Regions from separate parts of the Homo sapiens genome. Here region 1 is linked to region 2. A link is an interaction called in ENCODE POLR2A ChIA-PET data of the cell type or tissue named here. Cell type or tissue: OCI-LY7. All regions are shown on one strand. Links, peaks and the distances in the headings refer to the core of each region. The heading gives the core; the rest is flanking DNA.

Evidence for each region. ChIA-PET counts read pairs that join two places held together with the same protein. Peaks named below come from ENCODE experiments on the same cell type or tissue, not always from the same donor. Only the 100,000 strongest peaks of a DNase experiment are listed, where the experiment ranks them.
Region 1: POLR2A ChIA-PET joins it to region 2 with 5 read pairs; 12 of 35 experiments call an interaction of 5 or more read pairs at or near these places.

Annotation. Positions count from the first base shown.
Region 1 is chr2:54,117,642-54,134,046 of GRCh38, reverse strand. The region is part of intron 1 of ACYP2 (acylphosphatase 2); the gene reads right to left. Among named protein-coding and RNA genes, the nearest start is that of ACYP2, 10 kb to the right of the region's middle. In OCI-LY7, for the core only: no CTCF peak of the experiment used is centred there; no DNase peak of the experiment used is centred there.
Region 2 is chr2:53,953,324-53,969,728 of GRCh38, reverse strand. The region is part of intron 1 of PSME4 (proteasome activator subunit 4); the gene reads left to right. Among named protein-coding and RNA genes, the nearest start is that of PSME4, 9.5 kb to the left of the region's middle. In OCI-LY7, for the core only: a CTCF peak has its summit at 4,402; no DNase peak of the experiment used is centred there; H3K4me3 peaks cover 640 bases; H3K27ac peaks cover 816 bases.

The sequences.
Region 1 (16,405 bases), core at 8,112-13,111, 160 kb before region 2:
TGGGAAGTATCATTGGTCTTGGTTATGTTTTCCCTATCTAGACCATGATAAGCTGTTCTATATTGGCCAACTATGATGGTATCCTATACTTTGCTTACCCAGCCTGCAAAACTATAGGAGTCTCATCTCAGACAGAGGTCAAGAATACTATGGGACTTCATACCTTGGGTGGTCTAGAACCAAATATTGATACATAGAGAACTGGGCCCTAGAGTGGGGGTGACACAAGAGACAGGCTGGTTCCAAATTATCAGGGATATGTATTTATGGTATGGGACCCCTTTAGTGAAAGGGAAGGCCTTCTTACATCTCTCCTGGGAATTGCAGCAATGACCCTAAATAACAGATCTCAAGTCAGTCCTTCAAATTGCAACTTGGAAAACTCTTGATCCAAAAGGATGAATTAGAACAGGCTTCTTTGGTATAGATATGCCCCACATCTGGGCTCCTACTTGAGAGTTGGTTAAAATAGGCCTAAGTAAAGAAACATCAGGAATGTATCAGGTGCAGAAATTCAGAGCTTATTAGTACCTATTGCAACTTAGTTTTTATTTCTACCTAGAACACATGGTAAATTTGGAAATTTACTTTTTCGTACTCAAAAGCCAAATGACAGAAAAAAAAAGTGCTTAAATTTAGAGGAGAGGATATAGCAATTAAAAAACATTGGGAATAGATAAACAACTGTGGTAGATCCACACAACGGAATAGCATGCAGCTGCAGCAATAAAAAGGAATGAACCAGGGATACAAGCAACAACACGTATGAATCACAAATGCATTATGCTAAGTAAGAGAGGCCAGACTCACACATACTGTGTAACTCCACTTTCTGGAAAAGGCAAACTATAAGGACAGAAAACTGATTGTCAGTTGCCAAGGGCCAGGAGTAGAGGGGAGAGTGCTACAATGGGGGGTGAAGAACTTCGGGGTGATGGGACTGTTCTATATCTCAGTTGTGGTGAGGATTACATGACTGTATGCATTTGTTAAAAATTCATTGGGCCGGGTGTGGTGGCTCACACCTGTAATCCCAGCACTTTGGGAGGCCAAGGCGGGTGGATCACCTGAGGTCAGGAGTTCAAGACCAGCCTGACCAATATGGTGAAATCCCATCTCAAGAAAAATACAAAAATTAGCTGGGCATAATGGTGGGTGCCTGTAATCCTAGCTACTTGGGAGGCTGAGGCAGGAGAATCACTTGAGCCTGGGAGGCGGAGGTTTCGGTGAGCCAAGATCATGCCATTGCACTCCAGCCTGGGCAACAGAGCGAGACTCAGTCTCAAAAAAAAAAAAAAAAAATCATTCAATTGTACACTATAAAAGGTGAATGTTGCTGAATTTATATTCTATCTCAATTGAAAAATAATACATTGGGAAAAAATACACTGGGAAGTCACAGCGGATGGATCAATCTCCAAAGAGTCCAAAAGGTATTGATTCTACATACAGCAGTTAAGCCTGGTTAAGAGGATACAGAAGAAAGCATCAGTAGCTTAGATATTTTATGCAGTTTTGTAAGCAGATTTATAGTTTCCTGATGGTAGTATACTGTGGTACCCAACAAGTATGAAGGAAAAAAAAGCAGCAAAGCAATGAAGACAGGATAGTATCACAAATGGAGTTTTTATAGGGCTATAAAAATATTTCAAGAGATAGATGTTCAATGTGGAGGAATGATGAGTGGGACATATTGATCTGAAAGAGAATCAGAAAGGCAATCTGTTATATAGATGGAGGGGAAGACATTAGCTGGTAGATATAAAAGGAATTAGCAGAAAATTCCAGAAACTTCAGGTCAACCAGACCAGGTAGGAGAGAGATAAAACAGGAGAGAAGACAAGCTGCACTGTGCAGGCAAAAGTGTGCGTCTTTTTATCATAAGGGTAAGGGGATCCCAGAACACAGTAAGACACTGACCAAGTAAGTAGACTGAAAGTTTTGGTCTAGGTTGTATTGTGTATATTCCCCTCTGAGTTCCTCAACCGCTAACAGGCCAGAATATTAGCGTTATGAAAAGAGAAAGCACTTGCAATGGCAGTAAACAGAAATTAGAAACACGTAGTCCATCTCTTTCCTATTTAAAGAGTAGTCCATGAAACAGCAGCACCTGAGAGTTTTTTTCAGAAAATAAAATTCTTGGGCCCCTCCTCCAAGGAACAGAAATGCTACAGGTGGAGCCCAGTAATCTGTTTTCACATGCTTTCCAGGCAATTCTTATGCCCACTAAAGTTTAGAAGCAATGGCTGACTCCCCCTTAAAGAAAGGTCTGGGAGAGATTTGAAAAGAGTTTATATTTCAGGTAAGAATTGCATCAAAAGGAGAAAATTAAAATCTCGTAGGGTACCACAGATCTGATGCACGCTCCATCACACTGTTCAAGTTGGTGTTGGTAATAACTCATGTATTTGCATGTCATTGTTGCCTCACCTTTTTTTCACAAGTCAGACGAATTACATGGAAAAAACCATGCATGATAAAAAGGCAACTCTCCCCTCCTGCACCCTAAAGGGACCTGACATTGGCACAGCCTAGGCAGCCTGTCACGTAGATTTCTCCCTCCATCTGTACCACTTACTAGTAGAAATACTGGAGCTGCCCAAAGAGGGAAACTGACAACATGCCCCTCAGTGAAGAGCAACGTCCTTTCAACATTTACGAATCTCGAGCAGCCCTTCCACCATCTATTCATTGATGATGACAAAGACCATTAGCCTATGGTGATGGGGTTTGAGAAAATTTTTAAAGTGGAATCAAACACAGATATTCCACTATGTGTTGCAGTGTTAAGGAAATTACCTGCTCCAATCTATTGATGTAATATTTTATTCACACTAACATAATCTAAGAATGAGGTAACTCAGGTAAATCTAATAGGCACACAGTTAAACATTGATTATTGACTTAACAAACATTTTTCAATTGTCTAATTTTAAGTGCAAAGAATGAGATGAGTAAGACACAGTCCCTGCATCTAAGAGTTTACAATCTAGTGGGAAAGATGGACAAGTAAACTGGCAATTAAATATGGCAATTAAAATAATGGACAATTTGGAGCTGTAAAATCCATAAGCCTAGATATAAATTAGAGTTCATAAGACAGCTACATGACAGACAATCACTCTTGGGTGATTTTAGGGCTGGCTTGTTGAAAAACAGGTCTTAGAGCTGAGACTTCAATGATGAGCAAAAATTAGTATGATGAGAGTAGAACATTACAGATAGGAGAGCATGCTCAAAGGCCCGAGGTTTGAGATCAGGGCATATCTGGATACCACGCATAGTTAAATATTCAAACCCATGCATTGTACTCATTTTCTAAATTATTTCTAGGCCCCAGTCGTTACTGAAGATTTACTGAAAAATAGTTTAATTCTGTTCCAACTGTGTCTAGAAGAATGGGTGATAATGTTTATATACTTAAAGTTACCATAATCTTTCAACTCATCTACTACAAGAACCTCCTTAACTAGCCTCCCTGCTTCCAATTCTGCCCCCCTTACAGTGTATTCTCCATAAAGCACCCAACATGGTTTCCTTTTCTTAACTAAAAATCAAAGCATTTCCTTCCCCAGCTTAAAAGCCCACAGGGGCTCCCACTACACTGGAAATGAAATGTATTCTGGTTGCCACAGCCCCCTAATTCCTCTACCTCATATCCTACTTCTCTCCTCTTTACTCACCCCATTCCAGCCAGATATGCCTCCTTTGGCCCCTTAAAGATGCCAAGCCCCCTAGCCTTTGTACTGACTATTCCTTCTGCCTGAATCCTCTTCCCCCTGATATTCTCATTACTGGCTCCTTCCCATTATTTATCCCTCCATACAAATGTCACCTCCTTAAAGAAATATTCCCCAACAAATTTATCTAAAACAGCAATGCACCCCATGTTTCTTGCACATACATTGTTTACTTTTTGATTTCCTATCTTTATAGTAGATTGTCAGTTCCATAAGAACAGGAATTTTTCTGTCTTGTTTACTTACCACTGTGTCCCCAACACCTAGACCAGAGCTTGGCACATGGTTGTTGAATAAATGAATTTTTAAAAACCAGCTGATAAATATTTATGTGAAATATTTAACTATCCTATAATAATTTATCATATAAATTTTTATATATCTTTATTATATATGTATTATACATTTATAATATAATATCATTAATAATATTAACATATTGATTATATATTATATTTATTGTTAATGTATATTGTGAATATACATATAATCATATTTATTAGACTTTAAGTTTACTTTCAAAGTGATGATGCTCAATTTACTGCATTCAAAGTTCTGGAAAGAATCTCAAGAATTCTATGTTGATTCTAGTAGAACTTTACACAGTGATAATATATAATGACTGAATATATAATACACATATATATGTAGACATACATGCTTAATGCTCACATATATCTCCATAGTACATATCTATTATATATAATAGATAGTATATATACTATAATAGATAGCAAGAAGTTACTAATAATGCCTAAATTGACATTATGCATATACATAACATTAGGCATATACATAGTATTAGTGCCAATCATAATCTTGAATGCTATAATCCTAAATGTTGAAATCCTGAAAGATCAAAATCCCTAAAGTCAGCCAGGTGTGGTGACTTACACCTGTAAGCCCAGCATTTTGGGAGGCTGAGGCAGGAGGATTGATTGAGCCCAGGAGTTCGAGATCAGCCTGGGCAACAAAGCAAGACTTCATTTCTGAAAGAAAAATAAAAATTTTAATTAAAAATCTCTAAAGTCTAAAATCCCTAATGATTAAAATCCTGAAAATCACAATCCTGAAAGATTAAAATTCTGAATGATAAAATCTAGAAAGCCTAATTCTGGGGATACGATTAGTACCTGTTTGGTTGTGTGCATAATATTTGCATCATGTTAGCTGCATCATGTTAAACAGAACTATTACCTTGTTATTGTCTTTATTTGGAAGTGAATTATGGTTTAAGGAGACACATATGGGTGCCAAATTGACCAGGGCTGGATTTGTGGACTTAATTTTAGGTGTCAATTTGACCGGATTAAGGAATACCTAGAAACCTGATAAAGCATTATTTTGGGTGTGTCTGTAAGGGTGTTTCCAGAGATTACTGTGAGTCTGAGTAGACCAAGTGGGTAAGATCTGCCCTCAGTGTTTTGAGTGTTTCAGAGAAGTGAAAATGCAGGCAAAAGATACAAGAAATCTCCCCTGCCAAATTATTCAATTGTGTATGACTTCCGCATCTTCACACATAGTACCACGCTTGCCCTAAAAAAAAAATCCTTCCTTTGTGCCAACTGAATTTTTTTTAAAAAAGGGGGGAAAAGGAAAAAAAATAACCTTCATCGGAGAATAAAAGGAATTTTTTTAAAGAGATGGGGTCTCACTCTGTTGCCCAGGCTGGAGTGCAGTGGTGTGATCATAGCTCACTATGGTCTCAAACTCTTGGCCTTAACCAATTCTCTCACCTCAACATTCCAAGTAGCTAGAACTACAGGTGCACACCACCACGTCTGGATAGTTTTAAAATTTTTGTAGAGATGGAGTCTGACTATGCTGCTCAGGCTAGTCTCAAACTTCTGGCTTCACTCAATCCAACTGCCTCAGCCTCCCAAAGCACTGGGATTACAAGCATGAGCCACTACCTCCAGCCAAAAAAAAAATGGAATTTGAAAAGCTCAGTGAACTTCTGAATGAAAGGCACTTGCTGATACAGAGGTTCCTCCAGTGATACAAAACACGTTAAATGATGAACTATTCTTGATCAGGGATCTGTCCATCAAAGAAGATAGACTTCTATTTATTAAACCACCCAATCTAACAAAGAAAAACCAGTGCATGCTTCAGTTTGGCTAATGTGTGGCACTTTCAAAACCATCCCCACCATTTTTTGCCAATTGCATATGATTCATCCCCCTGTTGGATCTCAAAATTCTAGAACTTATCCACTCATTTATGTATGAATGACTGGACAAAAGGGAAGCACTTTATAAAACACTTATTTGAAGATTTGGTGGATGTTGCAAAAGAAAATGGATTCAACTGAATCCCCAAATCATAATGACAGATTAGGTGCAACAAAGCTTCTGAAAGTGAATTTCAAGATGTCACTAACAAAGTTTATTTTTTCCATTCAGTCTGATGCATTTAGTGGAAAACTTAGATGAGTCGATTGGCCATGAGATATGGCAATGATGAAAACTTCAATTTAAAAATGTGTCATTTGTCTGCATTGGCTTTCCTTCCAGGTGATGAAATTCCAGAAGCTTTTTTTTTTTTTTTTTTTTTGAGACAGTCTCGCTCTGTTGCCCAGGCTGCAGTGGAGTGGCATGGTGTGATCTCGGCTCATTGCAACCTCCGCCTCCCAGGTTCAAGCGATTCTCCGGCCTCAGCCTCTAGAGTAACTGGGACTACAGGTGCATGCCACCACACCGGGCTAATTTTTTGTATTTTTGTAATTTTTGTGTTTTTAGTAGAGATGGGGTTTCACTATGTTAGCCAGGATGGTCTCAATCTCCTGACCTCATGATCCACCCACTTTGGCCTCCCAAAGTGCTGGGATTACAGGTGTGAGTCACTGCGCCCAGCCCAGCTTTTAATGGATTGAATCTGCATTTGCCTGAAGAAACCAGCAAAGTTACTGACTGGTTTAAAAATAATTATGTGCATGGTAGGATTACAAGACATATAACGGTGTTGTTGTTTGATCACAAGTATAGTCTGCACTAAATTTGTAGTCTGTATATGAGTGCATGCAGAATGAATTTCCATGTATGCAAAACATAGAAGCATAGCACTGAAGATGGAAAACCTTAATAGGGGATGATTATGTCAGTGTATATCAAATCATAGAAGAATTTCAAAAAGAGCAGTGCCATGTAGAATACGGATGTAAATGTATTTTCCAAAAAGAGCCATGTCCAAAAAAAAAAAAAAAAAGCAGCTATTCATCATGAAGGAAGACTTCAAAATATAGATAATGATTGTGAAAAGTTGGCCAATTCTTATGGACTACCTCCATGCAACTGCCTATAATCTTTCACTGTAATATACTTTTTTGCATGTCAATTTTTTTTTTTTTTTTGAGACGGAGTTTCGCTCTTGTCACCCAGGCTGGAGTGCAGTTGCACAATCTCGGCTCACTGCAACCTCCACCTCCCGGGTCCAACTTATTCTCCTGCCTCACCCTCCCGGGTAGCTGGGATTACAGGCACATGCACACCACCACACCTGGCTAATTTTTTGCATTTTTTAGTAGAGACAGGGTTTTACCATGTTGGGCAGGCTGGTCTCAAACTCCTGACCTCAGGTGATCCGCCCGCCTAGGCCTCCCAAAGTTCTGGGATTACAGGCGTGAGCCACTGCACCCGGCCAGAAGCATAAACTTTGTAAAGAGTTTTAGAGTTCTAATTTGTTTTATGCTTTTTTTTTTTTTTTTTTTGCAAATTTGACTCTATGAGTGTGTCACCACAACGCTGACTTAGTATTGTGTATGTATGTAAAAAATGTTGAAACTTCCTTAATGAATGAAGAGATGTCCTTTTTGTATACGTACATTTGTGAAAGATAAAATTTCTTGACATCCTGGCTTTTTGAGTGACTGCATATACAGTGGTGATCCGTCACAATTTTTGATCAATCTCATCAAAAGACTTAGGTTGTCCATCAAGGTATGTCAGATGACCAGTTACAAAACTGGTTGCACAGAATTACCAACTATAGTGATATGCATTTATATATTTTGCTTTTAGACCTACTTCCTTATGAATATAGTTCATCTTCTCGTAACTGTTACACCTATGTGACTGTCATCAGTACACCTCAGTGTGTACAGTCACAAAAATACATACGTTATTATTACCTATCTTCTTCTGCAAACTGGCCTATGAAGTTTCCGTTGTGTTTTTAAATGTTTCTCAAATAAATCTCCTTTTTATTTTTATTTATTTATTTTTTTTGAGTCGGAGTCTCTCTCTGTCGCCCAGGCTGGAGTGCAGTGGTGCAATCTCCGCTCACTGCAACCTCCTTCTCCCAGGTTCAAGCAATTCTTCCGCCTCAACCTCCCGAGTAGCTGGGATTATAGGCGTGCACCACCATGCCCAGCTAATTTTTGTATTTTTAGTAGAAACCAGGTTTCTCCATGTTGGTCAGGCTGGTCTTGAATGCCTGACCTCAAGTGATTGCCCACCTCGGCCCCCCAAAGTGCTGGGATTACAGGCGTGAGCCACTGTGCCCAGCCTGAATCCCCTTTTTAATATGTTTAAAAACTAGTTTTGTTTTTGTTTTTTGAGACATAGTCTCGTTCTTGTTCCCCAGGCTGGAGTGCAATGGCACGATCTCGGCTCACTGCAACCTCCACCTCCCAGGTTCAAGCAATTCTCCTGCCTCAGCCTCCTGAGTAGCTGGGATTACAGGCGCCTGCCACCATCTCCAGCTAAGTTTTGTATTTTTAGTAGAGACAGGGTTTCACCATGTTGGCCAGGCTGGTCTCAAACTCCTGACCTCTGGTTATCTGCTCGCCTCGGCCTCCCAAAGTGCTGGGATTACAGGTATGAACCACCGTGCCTGGCCAAAAATTAGTATTTTAAATACTCTTTGAATGATTTTTTCCAGATTATATTTTTGGGATTTTTGATCTTTCAGAACTGTGATTTGGGGGATTTTAGACTTTAAGGATTTTGATGTTTTGGAATTTCAACATGCAAGATTATGGCGTTTGGAATTGTATCTTTCAGGATTATGGCCCAAACACACATAGTATATACATAACAAAAGACATAAAAACCACAAGACTTTAAAAATAAATGGTCAAATTGGTTGTTTTATAGAATATACAGGATTTGGGGTTGGAAACTGGAGCAGGATATGGTAGCTGTTGCTTTTTATCACCAGCTTTTCTATACTGTTTTGAGTTTTTTTTTTTAAATCCATGTGCATATGTTAATTTGGTTTAAATTTTCAAAGTTTTAAATTTAAAAGCATTTGGGGCAGGGCATGGTGGCTCATGCCTGTAATCCCAGCACTTTGGGAAGACAAGGCAGATGAATTGCTTGAGTCCAGAGTTCAAGACCAGCCTGGGCAACATGGTGAAACCCCATCTCTACAAAAAATATGAATACAAAACGTAGCTGGGCATGACAGTACATGCCTCTAGTTAGCACATGCGTCTTAGATAGCACATGATAGCACTTGCCTCTAGTCCCAGCTATTAGGGAGGATAGAGTGGGGGAGGATCAATTGAGCCTGTGAGGTCGAGATTGCAGTGAGCTGTGATCACACTGCTGCACTCTAGCCTGGGTGACAGAGCAAGACTCTGTTTCAAACAAATAAAAAAACAAATAAAAGCATTTTTAACTATGAATGGTAACAATACACACATGCATTTATTAAATCTTAAAACAGTAAGTTTGAGGCACAATTTTTGGTTAAATTCATACTTCTTGACAAACTGGGTGGATAATAAAAGTGTCACCCATTGCTTAAGGCAGTAATAGATGGAAATAAACAAGGCTGAAATAAATCATATAGAAAAGATTCAATATGGGCTGGGCGTGGTGGCTCACACCTGTAATCCCAGCACTTTGGGAGGCCGAGGAGGGTGGATCACCTGAGATCGGGAGTTCAAGACCAGCCTGACCAACATGGAGAAACCCCGTCTCTACTAAAAATACAAAAAATTAGCCAGGCGTGGTGGCACATGCCTATAATCCCAGCTACACAGGAGGCTGAGGCAGGATAATCACTTGAACCTGGTAGGCGGAGGTTGCGGTGAGCCCACATCGCGCCATTGCACTCCAGCCTGGGCAACAAGAATGAAACTCTGTCTCAAAAAAAAAAAAAAAGATTCAATATGAACTTAATAGAAATTTAGGTTGTTTTTGGTTACGGAGCCAGTGTTTTGAAGGAGAGGTTATGGACACAAGATCACAATCTTTTTGTAATGTGTCCTTTTGTGTCACTACTTGGGAAAAAAACATCAAATGTAATAATTGTTTAGAAGTGTATTTAATATATGAACGACTGTGACAGGCACAGCTAGTTGCATACCCCAAATCCATTCTCCCATTCTTCCCTTCTAACAGAACTCTGATTTTACTTGGGGCAGCAATGTGCCAGTTGATGTTTCCCAGACTTCCTTATAGTGGGGATGGCCAATGAAATGTAAGCCGTATCACTGGTTGGGACTTTCAAGACAGCTCTTCAACAGGGGCTGACTTGGCTGGGAGTTAGTGGTTTCTCCATGTCGGGGTATTGCACTGGTACCCTTTTTTCTCCTAATCATGGTATGAATATTATGATTGGAGCTAAGCAGCAATCTTGAAATCTTGAGGGAGAGGCCAAGGACATCAGAGACTTTGTCCCTGACTTCCCTGAGGCACTTTAACATGCCAGGGGATGGAGGAAGAAGTGGGGAATGGGGGAATGAGGTGGGGAATGGGAAGCAGCTGGTAAAGGGAAGGAGGGGTGATGGAAATGTTCTGGAATTAATGGTAATGCTGCAAAACATTGTGAATATACTAAAAACTACTGTATATTTAGTGTTATGTAAATTATATCTCAATTTTGTTAATGCCACACACACAAAAAAAGGAAAGCAGAAAACAGGACTATGATGTAGTCCTTCCTACCTCTATTTGTAGAACAAGGGCAGTCATTCTCCAATTTTGCTTACCGTACAACCTCCCTGACTTTTTCCTATCACTCCATACCAAAACAACTGCAGTGAAGATCCTCTTGAAGTACGGCAAGTAGAACTAAATGACTGAGCTCTCTCTAGATTTTATAACTTATTTCTGCAGGAGAAAGCATCTTTCTCTCTAGCGGAAATTCCTTCTGTGAGGAGGCGTATCATTAGTGTGTCATTCCTGGCTACTTTCTACCCTGCCCTTGTCACAGGGACATGCAGTGACTCATCTACTGGGTAAATTTAGAAGGAGAAACATGCACAGCCCAGGCATGTCCTCTTCTTCCTCCCGCTGGGAGCAAGTTACCCACAGGGATCATACTTCTGGCTCTACCCTAGAGTAGCCTCCCTGTGCCTGAAGTTTGGGGTGGCCACTGTTTAATTCTGTAGTACAGGTCATTATAAAGTCCACTTACCTGCAGATAGACATCACATTCCTAAAACTCCGCTTTACTCTTTGTCTTGACAGTAACTCACACAATGAAGATAGGTGTTATTTGTTGGGCCCCTCAAACTACAACTCTTATTTTAAAGCCTTGGGAGGAAGGTGAGCCAAGGAGTCTCAAGACTTCTAGCCCATTAACTCTGCAAGGCACTGAACCATGCAGGAATCAACTGCTCAAAGTTTCATAAGCCACCAGGAATTTTCCCAGAATCTTTCTGAGAGTCCTGATTCCTAGTATGAAGCATACTGCACAACAGATAGATATCTATATAGAAAGAAAAGGTAGATGTGGAGACATTTTTCTGCACTTTATCAGTGTTGGCTGGAACACAGCCCTCTTGGGACAGGGCTTCTGTAGGAGATTTATCTATGGGCTTTCGTGGCCTCCCCATACTTTTTCCACCTCACTTGCTGAAGAGAAGGAAAGCTGATATGACACATGCAGGTTTTTTACAGACACTCTGCTCTGGAAACTGGGGCAGACATCAGCCCTTTTGGTGATAAAAGACTCCAGCACGATATGCTGCTCAGTCAAGGTCCAGTCCACTACAACTGTACCTCACTTTGTGGAAAGAGGTGTCAGTGAGAAACCCTGAGAGGAATGTTTGCAAAGTAAATCATACTTTGAATTGACAAACACACACTGATATTTAAAGAAACCTGTGATGAGTTTTAAATGTCAACACCTTTTCATGTAAAATCCTATTTTTTATATTGTAACCTACCATTTCATCCTGGGATCTGACTGCATGTGTCAATTTTGAATGCAGGAAGTGATCTATATGCTGCCTTACAAAGCAGCCCTTAATGACTGTAAATATCTTTAATTGTTACAAAGCTTTCCTTATGTGGAATAAAATTCTGCCTTACTTAACCTTTCACCATCAGTCCAGGTTCTGTTCCCTGGAGCCATACACCACGGCATCTTTCAAACAGTTAAAACAGCCATCACACTACAATTTCTTCTCCAAGCCAGATATCCCCAAATACTTCAATTTAATTCAGTTCACTTTTGAAGGACCCACTAGAGGCGTAGCCGTGTAGGGGATATGAAAACAAGCCACCAGCCTGACCTTCAAAATACTGTCATTATTTTCTAGTGAGAGACACATACAAGTGTACACAGATAACTGTAGCTGAAAGCAGAATGATTAAAAGGATAAACACAAAGTATAACTACTATAAATAAAATACTATAAGAACAAAGACAGGAGAGGGAATTAGAGTTAACCATATTTATGTTTCTTGACTTTAATGGTGGTACTTAATATTTTCAACCTCTAAAACACAGCTTTTCCATTTACTTGTCTATGTAAGAAAAATGTGTACTTCTAAATCATGCATTATCTGACAAAGCCATTTAATAATTCATCCCAGTTTTCATTTTAAGCAATATTTAAGAAATATGGTATTCATCTCAGTTATAGCAGTAGGAAACAGACAAATTCCTCGGTAGACAGGGACAGGTCTCCGGTGAAACCAGACCTTCAAGTGAAACCTGAAACCGAGTTGCCAGTTCCAGGTGGAGTCCACAACCAGAGTGAGAACTTCCTCGATGCCTTTTAGCCAACTGAATGGTGCTTTTTCCAGGCCCACCCATGGAACAATTAGCATACACCCCATTCTGAGCCCATAAAAACCCCAGACTCAGCCTTACAGATGGCTATCCACTTTCAGGCCCCCTCTCACACAGAGGGCTACCCACTTCGGGTCCCCTCTCTTTATCGAGAGCTTTTCTGTCAGTCAATAAAATTCTTCTCTGCCTTGTTCACTCTCCAGTGTCCGCGTACCTCATTCCTCTTGGTCATGGGACAAGAGCGAATGGCAGGTGCAAAAAGAGCTGTAACATATGCTCATGCTCGCCGAGCTATAGGAGTGAAAAAACCATTGTGTGCCAACATGCCCCCATTTGCTGAGCTGCAGGCAGCAGGACCCAATGAGTTGTGACACGCTCCCATTCACTGAAGCTGCAGACAGCAGAAATGAACGACAGTGTAACACTTTCTGGAGGCTCAGGCCTCAGGACTCCCCAAGCAAAAGCTGTAACACACCTTGGGGCTCTGTGGTTGCTGGCATCTCCAAGTTATTGGGCACTGCCACATCCCCCTCATCCAGACACCAGCATCCAAGGTAGAAGTTGGTCACGGCACCCCTGGACCAGCTGCGGGCTGACCACAGAGCCAAGGCAAGCGCAGGATCCAGACCAGTAGCACAGCCTGAGCGCAGTCTGCTGGGCCAAGTGGGCAGAGTAAGCCCAGTGGGCCCAAGCAAAGCCTGGGCAGAGGTGCCACTAGCCGTGGAGATTTCTGGCTGGCAAAGTGGCACTGAAAGAATTCTGTGTCATCAGTAGTCAAATAAGCTACTCTTATTCTAAAAAAACTCAGTCAAAAAAAAATTCTAAGCACATGTATACCAACAGATAGTCACAATGCATTTCTAGGAGTGTCATTAGTATTCCCCTGAGAGCTGGTAAAGCATCAAAGCATCTATACACAGCATAATCAATTTCCCTTTCAAATTTTCAGATTATATTATTCTAGATGTAAATATAATTAAACATCTATAGAAACATTATAAACCAGGCCACAGTTACAAACACTCTAAAAGCACAGGGGCTCAGTCCCCAGCTCTCTTAACCCTCTCCCAAAGTCCTTGATGCAAGGGAAGTTGATGGGGAAAAAACGTGGAGCTCCTTGAGAATGTGAAGATTTTTTAAAGTACAGGATGAAAAGAGAGAGAGAAAAAAAAGAGTAACTTTAGAGTGGAGAAACCAGACAAACACTATCACAGCCAGGTGATCAAGGTTAACATCAACAGTGATAAGTCAGATTGACAGTATATACCCTTGATAGGTGTGACAAGAGCAGCACTTCACCTCTGTGGTCTTCCTTCCAATACCCCATTATCCCAGTCTTATCATAACAAAAATATCAGACAAATCCCAATTGGGGAGCATTCTACAAAGTACTTGACCTCAAAGTACTCCTTAAAACTGCCAACGTCATCGACAACAAGGTAAGTCTAACAGAATGTCACAGCCTCAAGGAGCCTGAGGAGGCAAGGGGGCTAAATGTATCTGGATGGGATCCTGGAACCAAAAAAAAGACATTAGGTAAAAACTAAGGAAACCTTGAAAAAAGTAAGGACTTTAGTTCATAATAATGTATCCATATTGGCTTAAACCAGTTGTACGGTCCCTATACTAACAACACATCATTTTTGGTTGGAAAACGTTTTCTGCAATAAACTCAAGCAAGCCAATTTAATTCATTGATCAATTTTCCATACAGGAGGGTTAAAACATTTTCCATTTTTTCCATGTTCACTTTCATGTCATTGAAACAATTTTCACTGGGAATAGTTTCCACTCAAATATTTTAATGATGACTTTATCAATCCGTATTTTGTCCATAATAAATGTTCCCAATTATAGGTTCTTCCATTGCGAATTTACTTTCATAGCCATTATTTCTAACAAGACAGTTTTCACTAAAATTTTATTATTCCATACTTTATTTATTTTATTGTTTCTTTAGAGACAGTCTCACTCTGTTGCCCAGGCTAGTGGCTCATGCTTATAAGGCCAGAACTTTGTGAGGCCGAGGTGGGAGGCTTGCTTGAGGCCAGGAGTTCAAAACCAGCCTAGTCAACATAGTGAGACTCCCTCTCTACCAAGGAAAAATTAAAAAGTTAGCTGGGCATGGTGACTCATGCCTGTAGTCCCAACTACTCAAGAGGAGGCTGAGGCAGGAAGATCATATGAGCCCAGGAGCTCAAGGCTGCAGTGAGCTATGATCTTGCCCGGGTGACATAATGAGACCCTGTTAAAAAAAAAAAAAAAAAAAAAAAAAAAAAAAAGACTACTAAGATTCAAATCCCACTTCTTAACTTGTGTATAACTGGGAAAGAAGTTACTTCCCCACGCCTCAATGTCTCCATCTGTTAAATGAGAAAAACCATTGCAGTTACAGGGATGAGGATTAAATGAGACAATATATGTAAAATGTTGAGTACAGAGCTTGGCACATTCTAAATTGTCAGGGAATGTCAATGTAGATGTATGTAAATATGTGATGGTGAGTTTGTACTACATACTATGCCTTGATCAATAGTGGGCATGTACTCTCTTCCATTTAGCATACTGCAAACTATAGGAATTATTGCCCTAAAGTTGACTTTTTAAACCCCACTATTTATGTATAGTACGTTTCTCTTTTCCATATTTTTACTGCTGGTCCAAATTGATTATATACCGTGTTACCACTATGTGCACAAAAGTGGAATTGTATAGTTAATAGAAATATATAATGTAATAGCAGATAACATCTTATAATGGGAAAGCACAACTTTTAAAGTCAGAGAGATGTAGAATCAAATCCCATTTGTCAACTAAGGGCTTGTCCAAGTTACTGAATCTCTGTGCACCTGTTTTGTCCTTGTTAAAACAGGAATAAGACATGCATCTCACAAAATTGTGATGATTAAGTAAACAACAGTGAAATGCTCAGCACAAAGAACACCCATAATAAATGTCACACATTCACACACACACACAGACTCCTTCACTACTGCCATTTGTCTCTAGTGGACCATTCTGTCAGGTGATCTTTGCCACCACTTTCGTATTTTACATTACGTGTTTTGGTGACTTATTGTGGCAGTTTTCAAAGCAGGATAACATACCGCTGGGTTCACTCAAAGACTTTCTAAAGAGTACAGATCCATGCATAATGTTCAGGGAATCAATTTCCAGATCTTCAACTTCCACATATATTCCTTCCTAAAACTGACCTGAGACTCCTTTCCTACCTCCCTTTGCACAATCATCCTTTGAAAGAAAGGTCTCCTGTTATCCTAAGTGAAGTAACTCATGAATGGAAAACTAAACATTCTATGTTCTCACTTCTAAGTGGGAGCTAAGCTATAAGGATGCAAAGGCATAAAAGAATGATACAATGGATTCTGGGGAGTCAGGGGGGAAAGGGTAGGACGGGGTGAGGGACAAAAGGCTACACATTGGGTACAGTGTAAACTGCTTGGGTGATGGATGCACCAAAATCTCAGAAATCACCAGTAATGAACTTATTCATGTAATCAAACACCACCTGTTCTCCAAAGACCTATAGGAAATAAAAATAAAATTAAATTAAAAAAAGATCTCTTTACAAAAGGCACACTTTTACCCATTCTTAATCTTACCCTGGTACACTGCACCAAAGTGTAAAAACCTCTAGAGTACCAAATACAAGGATAATTCAACTCTTCCAC
Region 2 (16,405 bases), core at 2,759-7,758:
AAACTATAGTGTCACTGAAATTAGGAAAAAAAAAAAAAAAACGAGTGAAAATACAGTGGGGGAAAAAAGGTTACATTTACTTGCTGGATGGGCATCTTTACTGTGTCCGAAGAGCTTTTTAAGAAAGAATTTTGCTGTATCTTGTTTGGTTAACTGTACATAAAATCTAGTAACATGGTATGTTCACGCATGTGGGTATGGACGGGTGAACACACAAGACATAACTCACTCATTCAGTGTTTACCCAAAGCTGCTGATTGAACTGAGTGATGACTCAGGGTTTTGTAATAGTTTTGTGTATATTCACTGGATGATTCTCATCTGCCAATTATTAAGGGGCCTCTGACAAATTTCTCATTTCCACTTGAGGGGTGGGTGGGACCTTTTTAATTAAAAAGAAGCAAAACTAAAACATGTAATTTGCCCTCTTCAGAGAGTGATCATAAAATGTCAAGGTTAACAGCTCTCCCCTTGACTAGAGTATAATGAAGTTTTTCGTGTTAGGATCCTTAGGAGAATGGAGGTGAGGGGCGGCAGAAGCAGGAATGCAACAGGGAGAACCACGTTTAGTCAAAAAAGAATATTTTATAAATAGTTAAAATCCAAATGCTTTTTCAAGTGAGACTCCTAGGTTTTTGTGTTGCTCAGGCACAGTAAAAATAGTCACTTTGTTACAGTAATTCCCCATTTTAATCACTTGGATTAGACTTGCCAGAGAATACCTACCATTTTTGGGGACGCAAACAGCTTTTTTTAGTGTACATTATATAAATATGCCATGGTGTGAAGGCATATCTGCTTTGGATTTATAAACCTAGAATCTACCAAGGCATAGTTAAGCATTGTTTTCTAAAGTATTTATTGTTAACAAGTTTGGTAAATTAGCACTCCGAGTTTTGTTATTGTTTTGGCTTATTAGATAAAAGTTTGTACCTAGAAAGGGCTAAAAATAACAATGGAGCTAATGTTTGGTGTTTAGGGCTGGATTGCAGATAGCTGATGGCTTAATACCCATGAACCCATAACCATTTATAGCTAAATAACCAGCAAGAAATGCTACTGGGTAGAATTTTATTTTGGAATAGTGGTTAGATGCTGGAAACTGATTCTTGATATTGCACTATGAGACATTTTGAATGCGGTGGGACATGTTGTGATCTTGGGTGTGTTTTTTTCCTAAGTCATGTTAAGGTGACCTGTTCATAGTTGTGCTTGTTGTTTTTTAAGCCTTCTGTGTTGCATAAGTGAACATCTGAATAATGCCAAAACGTGTGACGAAAGCTGAGTGGTGATCATATTTAGTACTTTGTAGAATAGAAAGTGGTAATGAAAAGAAAATCTAGTTTCTCCCACTAGCTCTGAGACTGTGGGAAAGTTACTTAATCATGTGTTTCAGTATGCTTGTGCGTGAAATGAGGGGATTGGACTAAATAATTCTTTTTTTTTTTTTTTTTGAGGTGGAGTCTTGCTTTGTTGCCCAGGCTGGAGTGCAGTGGCAGGATCTTGGCCCACTGCAATCCCTGCCTTTCGGGTTCAAGCGATTCTCCTGCCTCAGCCTCCCAAGTAGGTAGGATTATAGGCGAGTGCCACCATGCCTGGCTACTTTTTTTGTATTTTTAGTAGAGACAGGGTTTCACCATGTTGGTCAGGCTGGTCTTGAACTCCTGACCTCAAGCAATCTGCCCACCTCGGCCTCCCAAGGTGCTGGGATTACATGTGTGAGCCACCGCACCCGGCCTGGACTAAATTCTTGAGAAGCATTTCTACTCTGGTATTCTGCAGTTTTATTTTTTTAATCCTGTCAAGCTTCACATCAGTCATTGTGTGTATCTTTCTACAAGAACTGTTTGAATAATTTGTAAAATACTGGAAACAGTTGCATAGATCAAGTACATTCCTAAAGACCAAAGTGTAAATGCAGTTGAGAGTTAGTGGGACTATCTTGCTGATCAGAAATGTGCACCCGTAATCTGGACATCAGAGGTGTGTTTGGGACCAAGTTCTGGTTTGGAAGGTTCTCAGGCTTTACATTTGGTCCCTCTTTTTGACTTTTTTTTTTTTTTTTTTTTTTTTTTTTTTGAGACAATCTCACTCTGTTGCCCAGACACAAGATAGTGTAGTGGCACTATCGTGGCTCACTGCAACCTCCACCTCCACCTCCCTGGTTCAAACGATTCTCCTGCCTCAGCCTCCTGAGTAGCTGGGATTACAGTTGTGCGCTGCCACGCCTGGCTAATTTTTGTATTTTTAGTAGAGACGGGGTTTCACCATTTTGGCAAGGCTGGTCTCGAACCCAGGTGATCTGTGTGCCTCGGCCTCCCAAAGTGCGGGATTACAGGCTGAGCCACCGCCCCAGCCTTCTTTTTGACTTTTTTCTTCATTTTTAGTAGTTCAGTCCATTTAGAAACTTGCAGGTCTGTTTAACATCTCTGAAGAAAGGTTATTTCTATATTTTTAAATACTTGGCCATGTGATAGAGGCTTTCCTGTACAGACAATTTAAAGTACTAGAACTGTCTGGTCAAGAGAGGTTGTGTGATGTAACACATCACAAGGGAAATTTTTAATAAGGGAAGAAACAAATCAGAGAAGTTGAAACAAATTAGAGAAAGTAGGAACAAATTAATGGTCTTTGGACAATGGCAGACAGCTCATGGACACTGTGAGTGAAATATTGGTAGATAACTTGTATGGCCCATGTAGAGAATGAAGGGAGTTGAAGAAAGGTATTCTTAAAACTTGATTTTGTTATGCCTGTAATCCCAGCACTTTGGGAGGCCGAGGCAGACGGATCACGAGGTCAGGAGTTCGAGACCAGCCTGACCAACATGGTGAAACCCCATCTCTACTAAAATTAAGAAAATTAGCCTGGCATGGTGGTGCACGCCTTTAATCCCAGCTACTCAGGAGGCTGAGGCAGGAGAATCGCTTGAATCTGGGAGGTGGAGGTTGCAGTGAGCCAAGCGCCACTCCAGCCTCGGCAAAAGAGCGAGACTCCATCTTAAAAACAACAACAAAGAAAAAAACCCCAAAAAACTTGATTTTGCCCTCTTGCCTTTCTGGACCTTTCATGAGGGGCTGCGGGTGCTCGTTAGAACACCTCAGGTTATCTGTACGTGAGGTGTATCTGGCCTTGCCTCCAACATTATTATCTTTTTTTTTTTTTGGAGACAGAGTAGCTGGGATTATAGGCATGTGCCACGACGCCTGGCTAATTTTTTTGTATTTTTAGTAGAGACAGGGTTTCCCCATGTTGGCCAGGCCAGTCTCAAACTCTTGATCTCAAATGATCTGGCCACCCCGGCCTCCCAAAGTGTTCGGATTATGGGCGTGAGCCACCGTGGCCTGCCTAACATTATTATCCTGGCAAGATTTTAGATTATTAGTGGTTTTTCAAACTTTAAATTAAGTAGTGGAGTGTTTTATTTTTTATTTTTATATTTTTTGAGACAGAGTCTCGCTCTGTCATCCAGGCTGGAGTGCAGTGGCACAATGTCGGCTCACTGCAGCCTCTGCCTCCCAGGTTCAAGCAACCCTCATGTCTCTGCCTCCAAGTAGCTGGGATTACAGGTGAGTACCACCACACTTGACCAATATTTGTATTTTTATTAGAGAGGGGGTTTTGCCATGTTGCCCAGGCTGTCTCAAACTCCTGGCCCCAAATGATCCGCCCAAGATCTCGGCCTCCCAAGGTGCTGGGATTACAGGCGTGAGTCACCATGTAGTGCCAGTAGTGGAGTGTTAAAAAACCAAATTTTGGCTGGGCGTGGCGGCTCACGCCTGTAATCCCAGTACTTTGGGAGGCTGAAGCAGGTGGATCACAAGGTCAGGAGTTCGAGACCAGCCTCACCAACATGGTGAAACCCCGTCTCTGCTGAAAATACAAAAAAAAGTTAGCCGGGCATGATGGCGGGTGCCTGTAGTCCCAGCTACTCGGGGGGCTGAGGCAGAAGAATTGCTTGAACCCGGAAGGCAGAGGCTGGCTGCAGTGAGCTGCGATTGCACCATTGCACTCCAGCCTGGGCGACAGAGCGAGACTCTGACTCAAAAAAAAAAAAACAAAAAAACACACAACCAAAATTTTAAACTTGAAATTGGATTCCTCAGGCAAATTAAAACCCCACTCATTAAAAAAAAAAATACTTCCTTGATAGTAGAACTCTTGAAACCTCCTCAGGGCTCCACAACATACTGCTGGAAAAATCACTTGGATGCGCTGGGTGTGGCGGCTCACGCCTGTAATCCCTGCACTTTGGGAGGCTGAGATTACTTGAGGTCAGGAGTTCCTTGGCCAACATGGTGAAACCCTGTCTCTACTAAAAATACAAAATTTAGGCTGGTATGGTGGCACTCGCCTATAGACTGAGGCAGAAGAATCGCTTGAACCTGGGAGGCAGAGGCTACAGTGAGCCGAGATGGCGCCACTGCACTCCAGGCTAGGCGACAGAGGGAGACTCTTGTCTTACAAAAAAAAAAAAAAAAATCACTTGGCCTTTCTAGTTCTTTGTTCCTTTTAAACTGGTAAACTGGTCTGGAGGAAAGGGCGGGAAAAGGATGGAGAATAAGCGAATGGATTACTGTTTCCTACAACTTATCCCATCCATGATTCGTGTGTGTGTGTGTGTGTCTGTGTGTGTGTGTGTTTAAACAGAATTTTGATTTTAGTGAAGTATGTGGGTTTGGTGTAAGATGAAGCAAATTTAGATTCCCTGTTTGCTACAGTGACATGTTTTGTATTGTTTTATGATTAAGTGACTATATTATAATGTGAAGTCATTTTAATTGCTAATTAAAACTGTGGCACCCTTTAGAATTGAAAGTACAGTTGTTTTATTATTACAAATATTATGCAGCCTTCGTGGATTGATTATCCCAGTTGAAACCACATAATGTATTTGATTAGATTATGTAACCACCAGAAACTTAGGTGTAGTCAAGGTATGAGTTATCAAATACACAAACCTTCTCTTGTGGAAAGTAATAAGTGGCCACAGGAGCACCCACATTCATATCATCCCCGTGTTGGGAAAGAAAGGAAATGCTAACTGCTGAATCTGCATTGTCTGGTATGAGGCACCTAAGAGTATCTAATGTTTGAGTATTGAAATTGAAGTACACAATAAATGCAAGTGGTTTTATTTGTAAATGAATCTTGAAATCTTGACAAGTTACCAAACTCATCAGTGAGAACCAGTTAGAGAGAGTGATAGAAGAGGTTTTACTTTGTTGTTAAGTGATCATTCAAAATGGGAACCAAAATTTCTTTGTAGTGAGAAAGTTGATTTTCCATAAGGGGAAAAAAAAGGAACTGATTTTGGAGAACATGAATTTCTTTGATAAAGTTGTATAATGTAATAGCACAATAAGACATATTTCATATTTGATTTTTTCAAAAATTTTATTTCTGAGAGCAATTTTAGGTTCACAGCAAAATTGAATGGAAAGTATAGAGTTCCTGTATACCCTCTGTCTCTACACATGCATACATTTGATTTTTCATGATGATGTCACACATATACTTTTTTTTCAAAAATATTTGAGGCCCTTACTGTTTTCCAGAGATCTCTCAGTAATTTCTTGAAAACAGCTTGTCGTTTTCTTTTCACTAGTTAATTGGCTATTTCTTCCTGAACATCACTGGCCAATGAGCATATGTGTGTTTCTGATTTGAAGTTTTCTAATATTTAAACTCTTTTCATTACATATTTTTTATTATGAAAAATATCAAATATTCAAAAGACAATATAATGAACCTCATCACCTATCTTCACTTAATTAACTCATGGCCAGTTATGTTCTTTTCATCATCCCCTTTCCCCATTGTTTTTGAAGTATATTATTTATTCATGAATGTTTCCAGTATATATCTTCAAAGGAAAAGGAATTTTTTAAAAAAAGCAATACCAATACTATTATAAAACCTAAAAAAATTAACATCTATTATCACTTTGATCAATCTCATAAGGTTCTGCTTCTTTGCCAAATTTGTGATTTTACTTCTGAGTTTCCATTTCATTTGCATTTTTTTGCCTAAGGTTTACTGTAATCAAATCTCATGGACAGAGATCAAGAAAATAGCTCATTAATGAACATTTTCACATTATGACATCTTTCATTTCTGCCTTTTACCTTTGAAGACTTAGACTCAATCCTGGGGTAACAAGTATTCTCTTAAGTTACCTTCATTTAAAAAATGAAGACACAAGAGGCTCATAGGTTAGTGTACAGTCATGGGTTAATACAGTGTAGTAGAGGCAGACATCAATCTTCTTTGAACACAATTTTTTGAGTGCAATGCGTGGGCTGGGCACTGGTTTTGGCGTTTGGGATGTATCAGCGCAAGTTTTCTGCCCTCTGGAAGTTTCAGTGCGCTCTTTCTTTTTTGTGTGTTTTTTTTTGAAGAGATGGTCTTGGTCTCTTACCCAGGCTGGAATCATAGGGAGTGCAATCATACCCCCCTGTTTTAACCTTGAGCTCCTGGCCTCGAGCGATCCTCCCATCTCAGGCTCCTGGTTAGCTTGGACTACAGACATATACCACCACGCCAAGCTAATTTTTAAAGTTTTTCTTGAGACAAAGTCTCACTATGTTGCTCAGGCTGGCCTTGAACTCTTGGGCTCAAGTGATCCTCCACCTTTGCCTCCTGAAAGTGTTGGGAAAGTGTTGGGATTACATGCGTGAGCCACTGCATATGGTATGTGTCCTTTTTTTTTTTTTTTTGACACTGAGTCTCGCTCTGTTACCCAGGCTGGAGTGCAGTGGCGCGATCTCGGCTCACTGCAGCCTCCACTTCCTGGGTTCAAGTGATTTTCCTGTTTCAGCCTCCTGCGTAGCTGGGACTACAGGTGCAGCCACCATGCCTGGCGAATTTTTCTGTTTTTAATAGAGATGGGGTTTCACCTTATTGGCCAGGATGGTCTCGATCTCCAGACCTCATGATCCGCCTGCCTCAGCCTCCCAAAGTGCTGGGATTACAGGCGTGAGCCACCGTGCCCAGCTGTGTGCTTTATTCAGTGCACATTTTTGTTCATTTAGGACAGACTAGGCCAGGTGGTAACTTCATCAAAAACATTGAAGAAAATAGGAATTCTGAATGTATTATTTGAAAAGAAAATCTCATTCTGACCACTGTGTTTTAATGCCTTACTTTGAGGCACTAAGAAAGGCAGTTAGAAAAAAGAAATGTACCGTTTGATGTTCTGAGATCTGAATGTCACTTAAGAATGGTTTTCCCAAGTGTTCTTTCTGCAGTGTTGTAAAATAAAATTGTATTTGAAATACCTGTTGTTAATTGAAGTGGAGGCAAATTTTTACTGTTTTTTTTTTTTTGGCAAGCTTGTAAATAAGCATATAACTATATAACTTCTAAGAACTGTTTTTCTTATGGAACCTGGGAATTAACTTTTTTCTGCTAAATGAGACTTATTTTTAGAGAATCCCTTTCGCCCCTGTAAAAAGTAGAGGTTCCTCTTCAAAGACTTTCCTCCCCATCTAATTAGGAATAAATAGTAACTTCTCTTACAAGCAAAATTTATTCAAAGACCCTTGCAAACATTCTTAAATATCTGCTAGCCATAATGAAGAAATCAATGTACTTTATGTTCTTAGCTCCCACAATTTAGCCTAAATATTTGCCCTGGCATGCTTATACTGGTCCAAGCAAGCATTAGGTCATAGCCTGTTCCTCTTCCTTATTTGAAGGTGTTTTTATCTTTCTCAGCATTCCACAAGTTACTTCCTCCTTCCTTTGTTCTCTGCCTTTGCCTCTTTTAAAAAGTTCTAAGTTGCTAGCCAATCGGGACAAATACAGAATGTGAGGTCCCGTTCTAGCAAGTGGAAACCGGACACAACAGTAGGGTGGACGCTTCGGGTTATAAATGACCCTGTCTCCTTTGTTGGGTGTACTCTCCTGGCAAAACTGCTGGCGAGTGTACCTTTTCTGCAGAAAGTATAAAAATGGCCTTGCTGAGGAAATTAAATTTATGTTGAAGTGCTGTTTCTTTACAGCAATGGGGAATGAGCATTTCAAACATCCCCCTTCCCCCCCTTATTTTTAGACAGTCTTGCTCTGTCGCCCAGGTTGGAGTGCAGTGGCGCTGTCACAGCTCACTGCAAACTCAACCTCCCAGGCTCAAGCGATCTTCCCATCTCAGCCTCTGGAGTAGCTGGGACCACGGGCATGTATCAGCACACCCAGCTAGGTTTTTATTATTTTATTTTTATTTTTGTAGAGACAGGGTCTCACTATGTTGCCACGGCTGGTCGCAAACTCCTGGGCTCAAATCTTCCTGCCTCGCCCTCCCAAAGTGCTGGGATTACAGGCATAAGCCACTGCACCTAGCGCCTCTTCCCTCCTTTTCAAATACAAAAATCCTAATCTATGTTTCTGTCTAACCTTTGTAGAAAATTAGATCAAAATCTCATTCTATATGAACACCAAACTGAGAGCATGGTAGTAAAAACGGTAAGCAAACAACAACAGCAACAGAAAACCTCTACATTCATTGAGACCTCTATTGGAATGTTAAAAGCAGCACATACTATAAATATTCCCATTTGGAACCTTGAGGTTGACTACTTCTGTATTTGGTTTACACTTAACATTTCTTCTCTCTCTTTCTTTGAGACTGAGTCTTGCTCTGTCACCCAGGCTGGAGTGCAATTGTACCATCTTGCCTCACTGCAACCTCTGCCTCCCAGGTTCAAGCGATTCTCCTGCCTCAGCCTCCTGGGTAGCTAGGATTACAGGCATGCGCCACCATGCCCAGCTAGTTTTGTACTTTTAGTAGAGACTGGGTTTCTCCATGTTGGTCAGGCTGGTCTCGAACTCCTCACCTCACGTGATCCGCCTGCCTTGGCCTCCCAGAGTGCTGGGATTACAGGTATGAGCCACCGCGCCTGGCCAGTCCAGTGGTTTTCAAACCAGGTGATACATCTGTGGAACATAAAAAAAAATTCAAAAGCAACTGGTACCCAGAGCCCCACTGAAGAACCGTTAAGTTATAGCATCTTTCATGTACGTTTATCAGTCTGTCACCATAGCCTTGTGAAGAAAGCCAGATTTTATGGAGATTAAATGACTTCCCCAAGGGACTGACAGAGCAGTTTGAGTTCTTAACAGAGTTGTAGAACCATGCTGTTCCTGCTTACTTGGCTACTGGTTGAAATCAATAAATGTTATATCCAGAGTTGATTATGTTAGTTGCAAAGCAAACTAGAATAGAAACTTACAACATTTTATTCTGTTATTTCTCCTTGCCACCGAAATATGCATTCTTAATCTGCTCCTCTAGCTAGAGCTGTCTCCTGTGCCTTTTTTTTTTTTTTTTTTGAGATGGAGTCTCGCTCTGTTGCCCAGGCTGGAGTACAGCGGCCTGATGTTGGCTCACTGCAACCTCCGCCTCCCAGGTTCAAGTGATCCTCCCACCTCAGCCTCCCAAGAAGCTAGGATTACAGGCGCCCGCCACCATGCCTGGCTGATTTTTGTATTTTTAGTAGAGATGGGTTTCGCCATGTTGGCCAGGCTGGTCTGGATCTCCTGACTTCAAGTGATCCACCTGCCTCAGCCTCCCAAAGTGCTGAGATTACGGGCGTGAGCCACCATGCCTGGCCTCCTATGACTCTTAATTCTGCAGATGGTCAGATTATTTTGACCTCAGGTTGCCTCTTCAGGGTATAACTTAAGTGATGACAGCTTTCTAAACTTTCAAAGTCAATGACCACTTAATATATGATGAAAATTGGGCTAAAAAAATCAATCCACAAAAATCTGTTAATGCTTTATTTTATTTCACTTTTACATGTTTCGTCTTCCAGGTACTTGGAATGTCATATCTGACTGTCTTATTTGATTGCGAGTTGTTGGCCCAAAGGAACTGTTTGAGTCATTATTGTCTTGTATGTGTTGTTTGCTCTAGAAATGCTTTTTGAATATACAGGTAATTGAAAATAGGGGAGGTGAGTTTATGAAAAAACCTTTCCTCTTATTTGTTCACTCAGTGTTTCTGGCAGTGAGAAGCTTTATCTACATTTTTAATATTATATGTAATGATGAAGGACTTAGTCTTGGAATAAAATCACAGTAATTTGTTCCTGATCCCTTAGTTTTCTCTGCTACTTTTACCTCTCTTTTTTGTTATTTCTATATGGTGAAACCTTGGAAAGAGAAGGAAAAGACTGGAACTGATATAGCTATGGTGAAGTGTTTATTTTGGGTGGGCAGGAGTTGAAGTTACTGCCTGAAATTAATTGAGGGGGTCGTTCAGAGATCTCATGGGTCATGGTAGTTTTCCTTGCTGTAAAATATTTGTCATTTAGCCCTAGCTGTCAGGGATTAAGCAGCTTTTTTTCCCCCCTCTTTTTTTTGAGACAGAGTCTCGCTCTGTCACTTAGGCTGTAGTACAGTGGCATGGTCTCAGCTCACTGCAACCTCTGCCTCCTGGGTTCCAGCGATTCTCCTGCCTCAGCCTCCCAAATAGCTGGGACTACAGGTGCACACCACCTGTACATACAAAATAATTAATAAATAAAAAATACAATAATCAGTAAAAAATACAAAATAATTTTTGTATTTTTAGTCAAGATAGGGTTTTGCCATGTTGCCCAGGCTAGCTTCAAACTCCTGGGCTCAAGCAGTCCACCTGCCCTGGCTTCCCAAAGTGCTAGGATTATAAGGTGTGAGCCACCACGCCCAGCTCTTAAGTGGCATTTTAAAAAGTCCTTATTTCTCGCCATTTGTTTAAATATTTTACATTTTAGTAAAGTTTTAACATGTAATTCCTGCATATTTCTCTTTGAGAAATTTTCAATTAATTTTTTTGTTGGTAATTTGAATGGAACAATCTTCCGTCAACACTGTTACTTTTTATCTGGATGCTATACAGGAAGGCTCCTGACTTTTTTTTTTTTTTTAAATATGTATTCAGTAGATTTTAAAGTTTAGTCTAAAAGTGTTTTTTTTTTAAGTTGTTTCAGATGTTTTAGGTATAATCATAGCATTGACACCATACTTTTAGTTCCACCTTACCTGAAATAATTACCCTAATTTTTGTTACCTATTCTTTTGATCTAGATTCAGAATAATGCTGAATCATAATGGTAAGAATAGTCATTATTGTCCTGAATCTGACTTTAAAGGAAGCGCCTCTTGGGAGAGGAATGCCTTAAAGTCTGATATTGACTGTTTAATTAAGACTCGTGTGTGTTTTCAAATGGATTTGGTTTCTCTTGGTTATAATCCCATTAGTATTTTCTGATTTACACTGTATCATAATCAGATTGGACAGAATGATGTCTATGTGTTAAAAATAAGTGAGGTTTTTTTTGTGGCTTAGTTTATGACAAGTTTTTGTTTTTTTGTTTTTTTGTTTTTTTTGAGATGGAGTCTCACTCTGTGGCCCAGCCTGGAGTGTAGCGGTGCTATCTCAGCTCACTGCAATCTCCACCTCCTGGGTTTAAGCAGTTCTCCCACCTCAGCCTCCCGAGTAGCTGGGATTACAGGTGCACGCCACCATGCCCGGCTAATTTTTTTTTTTTTTTTTTTTTTTGACAGAGTCTTTCTCTGTCGCCCAGGCTGGAGTGCAGTGGCGCGATCTTGCCTCACTGCAACCTCTGCCTCCCTAGTTCAAGCAATTCTCCTGGCCCAGCCTCCTGAGTAGCTGGGACTACAGGCGTGTGCCACCATGCCCAGCTAATTTTTGTATTTTTAGTAGAGACAGGGTTTCTCTGTGTTGGTCAGGCTGGTCTCGAACTCCTGACCTCAAGTGAGCCACTGCTCCTGGCCAACAAGTTTTTATGTGTGTTCCACAGGAGATTGAAAAGTGAACATAGTTTTTGTAAGCTCAAAGTGTTCGTATTTGTCTCACACAATATTTTGTTACCATTATTAAGCACATAAAGTTTTGCTTTCTGAAGACTGTGCAATAAGTGGTACTATATACTGTCATCAGGAGATGCATAATGTCTTACTTCTTGATGATATTAGTAGCCATTTTACATCGCTAGGGATTCCAAAATGGTGATACTTAAACATTTTACTCTGCTTATTTGGTGGGAATCTCTAAAGTAGGGGTCTCCATCTCCCAGGCCACGTACTGTTAATCTGCTGTGGCCTGTAAGTAACTGTACTGAGCCGAATTTATAGCCCCTCCCCATTGCTCACATTACTGCCTGAGCTCTGCCTCCTCTCAGATCAGTGGTGGCATTAGATTGTCTTAGGAGCACAATCCCTGTTGTGAACTGCACATGAGAGGGATCTAGGTTGTGTGCTCTTTGTGAGAATCTTGTGCCTGATGATCTGTCACTGTCTCCCATCACCCCCCAATGGGACCATCTAAGTTGCAGGAAAATAAGCTCAGGACTCCCACTGATTCTACATTATGATGAGTTATGTAATTGTTTCATTATATATTACAATTTAATAATAATAGAAATAAAGTGCACAATAAATATAATGTCCTCAAATCATCCCAAAACTACCCCCGCCATCTGTGGAAAAATTGTTTTCCACAAAACCGGTCCTTTCTGTGTGTTAAAATTAAGTGCCAAAAAGTTTGGGGGACCACTGCTCTAAAGAACTTTTCCTCATGAAATGTTGTTTATCCTGAGTGCCTGTAGGAGTGGCAGGGTAAAGCTTAATTGTTCCCCTTCATTTACCAGTTTTTAAGTTAATGACTTGGTTCTCTGGCATTCCTGAAAGATGTGGCCTGTGAGGTTTTGTTTTGTTTTGATATTTTTCATGAACTCAATGGTTTTAAACATATCAGTTGCAATTACCTTGATTCACACCCTTTTCATTTTTGATTGGTGAGAAACCTATTCAAGTTGACTCTTAAGACGTTATTTAAGTAGCCTTTGATAAGGGACATTTAAATTAAGATAATACACAGAAATGCAGAAATATTGATTATCTGATTTTAAACATTGTATTTTACATTAGAACTTTGATATTAATTTTTTCATTGTTAATTCTAATTATAAAAATAATTCCTATTAGCCAGGCATGGTGGTGGGCTCCTGTAATTCCAGCTACTTGGGAGACTGAGGCAGGAGAATCGCTTAAACTTGGGAGGCGGACGTTGCAGTGAGCTGAGATTGGGCCACTGCACTCCAGCTTGGGCAACAGAGAGAGACTCCATCTCAAAAAATATATAGAATAATAATTCCTGTTTACTTTTTTAAATTATTATTATTTTTATTTTTTGAGACAGTTTTGCTCTTGTCACCCAGGCTGGAGTGCAGTGGCGTGATCTCGGCTCACTACAACCTCCGCCTCCCGGGTTCAAGCGATTCTCCTGCCTCAGCCCCCCGAGTAGCTGGGATTATAGGCACTAACCACCATGCCCTGCTAATTTTTTGTATTTTTAGTAGAGACGGGGTTTCACCGTGTTGACGAGGCTGGTCTCAAACTCCTGACCTCAGGTGATCCTCCTGCTTTGGCCTCCTAAAGTGCTGGGATTATAGTCCTGAGCCACCAGGCCCAGCCTATTTACTTTTAGAAAGTGAAAAAACTGAAAATGTGTTTTGAAAAACACAAAAAAGTTTCTCAGTTTTACCACCCAGAGGTAGGTTTTTTGTTTTGTTTTGTTTTGTTTTTAATTTTTAAATTTTTTGTAGAGATGTGGTTTTGCTATGTTGCCCAGGCTGGTCTCAAGCTCCTGGGCTCAAGCGATCTCCTGGGCTTAAACCATCTGCCTGTCTCAGTCTCTCAAAGTGCTGGGATTATAGGCGTGAGCCACTGTACCTGGCTCCCAGAGAGACTATTTTATGGTATCTACTTTTTTCTTTTTTTGTTTTGTTTTGGTTTTTTTGGGGACTAAGGTCTCACTGTTGCCTAGGTTGGAGTGCAGTGGCACGATCTTGGCACGTTGCAACCTTCGCTTCCCAGGCCCCACCAATCTTCCCACCTCAGCCTCCTGAGTTACTGGGACTACAGACATGCGCTATCACGCCCGGCTAATTTTTGTATATCTTGTAGGCACGAGGTCTCGCAGTGTTGCCCAGGCTGGTCTCAAACTCCTGGACTCGAGCAGTCTGCTTGCCGTGGCCTCCGAAAGTGCTTGGATTGCAGACATGAGCCACTGTGCTGGGCCTGTTTTGTTTCTTTTTCCTTGAATGATTATGTATTTTTATTTAGTTATATATATTTGTTTTGAGCCTTGCTTTATAAATATTATATTCCGTTCCATATTCTACTAAAGGTTATTTGAAAACACAATTTTAAGTGACTGCATTATAGTCTAAAGCATGGGTGTCTAATCTTTTAGCCTCCCTGGCCCACATTGGAAGAATTGTCTTGGGCCACACATAAAATATACTAACGCTAATGATAGCTGATGAGCTTTAAAAAATTGCAGAAAACCTAAATGTTTTAAGAAAGTTATGCATTTGTGTTGGGCCACATTCAAAACAATCCTGGGCCATCGGTTGGACAAGCTTAGTCTAAAGGAATAAGCCACACTTTAACAAGCCATTCTCATACTAGACTTATAGATTTTTTTTCAGGAAATTTTGGAAATTACATATGTGCATTTGGCCTTTTAAAAATTTTTTATTTTTGGAGAGTCAGGGTCTTGCTCTGTTACCCAGGCTGAAATGCAGTGGCAAGATCATGGCTCACTGCAACCTCAACCTCCCAGACTCAGATGCTCCTCGTGTTTCAGCCTCCCAAGTAGCTGGGACTACAGGCACGTGCCATCACACCTGGCGATTTTTTTTATAGAGACGGGGTCTCCTTGTTACCCAGGCTAGTCTTGAATTCCTGTCCTCAAGTGATCTTTCCTCCTCAACTTCCCAGAGTGCTAGGATTATAGACGTGAGCCACAGTGTCTCGCTCATTTTGGCATTTTGACTTTGATATTCTGAATTATTATTATTATTGTTATTTTTTTTTTTGAGACAGGTCTCTCTGTTACCCAGGCTGGAGTGCAGTGGCACAGTCTTGGCTCACTGCAACCTCCACATCCAGGGTTCAACTGATTCTTCTGCCTCAGCCTCCCAAGTAGCTGGGACTACAGACGCCTGCCACTACGCCCAGCTAATTTTTGTATTTTTTAGAAGAGGTGGAGGTTTTGCCATGTTGGCCAGGCTGATCTTGAACTCCTGACCTCAAGTGATCTGCCTGCCTCGGCCTCCCAAAGTGCTGGGACTACAAGTGTGACTCACTACACCTGACCTGAATTATTTACTCAAGATAGTATTGCTAGATGAAGGATTTTTATTAATTTGTTATTATTACATTTTTAAATATGTATAATAGAGATGAGGGTCTCACTCTGTTGCCCAGGCTGGTCTTGAACTCCTGGATTCAAGTGATTCTCCTGCTTCTGCCTTCCAAAATGCTGGGATTTCAGGCATGAGCCATGGCGCCTAGCCCACTGTCTTTCTTTCTTTCCTTTTTTTTTTGAAATGGAGTCTCCCTCTGTTGCCCAGGCTGGAGTGCAGCAGCGAGATCTTGGCTCACTGCAACCTCTGCCTCCCGGGTTCAAGCGATTCTCCTGCCTCAGACTCCCGAGTAGCTGGGTTTGCAGGCGCGTGCCGCCACACCCGGCTAATTTTTGTATTTTTAGTAGAGATGGGGTTTCACTGTGTTGGTCAGGCTGATCTCGAACTCCTGACCTCGTGATCTGCCTGCCTCGGCCTCCCCAAGTGCTGGGATTACAGGCGTGAGCCACCGCGCCCGGCCAGCCCACTGTCTTTCTTATGATTAAAAATTAAATCATTTGATTAATACACTGTAGGGCTGTGAGGAGGAAGCGGCTGGAAATGCTATTGTATTATCTTTTACTCTTTTTTGTTCTTCCCCTGTGGGAGGATGGAACAAAATGACTTGTTATCCATATATTCTGGATGGTTGAAAGAAATATTCTATATCAATCACGTTCAATCGTGACTGTTTACCAGGGTTTTCAGTTATTTTGGGACACCTAATAGTAATCATTAGTCCTAAAACCTAATGTGAAAATTAACTGGAAAGAGGGAATGCACCATCTGTAGATACAGTCTAAAGTAGGGTTTTTGAACTTAAGCTTACAGGAAAGTCAAACCAGAGTAGTCTAAAAAATGAAGATTGGTAGTCTGCACTCTAGCACTCCAGGAATTTATTTTTCATTCACCTTAAAAAAAAAAAAAGACAAACAGCTTTACTGAGATTTAATATTCCTAGGATTTTTGGATCCCAAGAATAATGCATTTTAAAAGTTACCCTGCATAGTTCTTCTTTTTCTTTTTTTTTTTTTTTTTTTTAATAGACATGGGGTTTCACCATGTTGCTCAGGTTGGTCTTGAACTCCTGATCTCAATTGATCCTCCTGCCTTCGCCTCCCAAAGTGCTGGGATTACAGGTATACTACGCCCAGCCTTTTTGCCCATTTTTAATTGGATTATGTCTTTTTCTTACTAGTAATTTG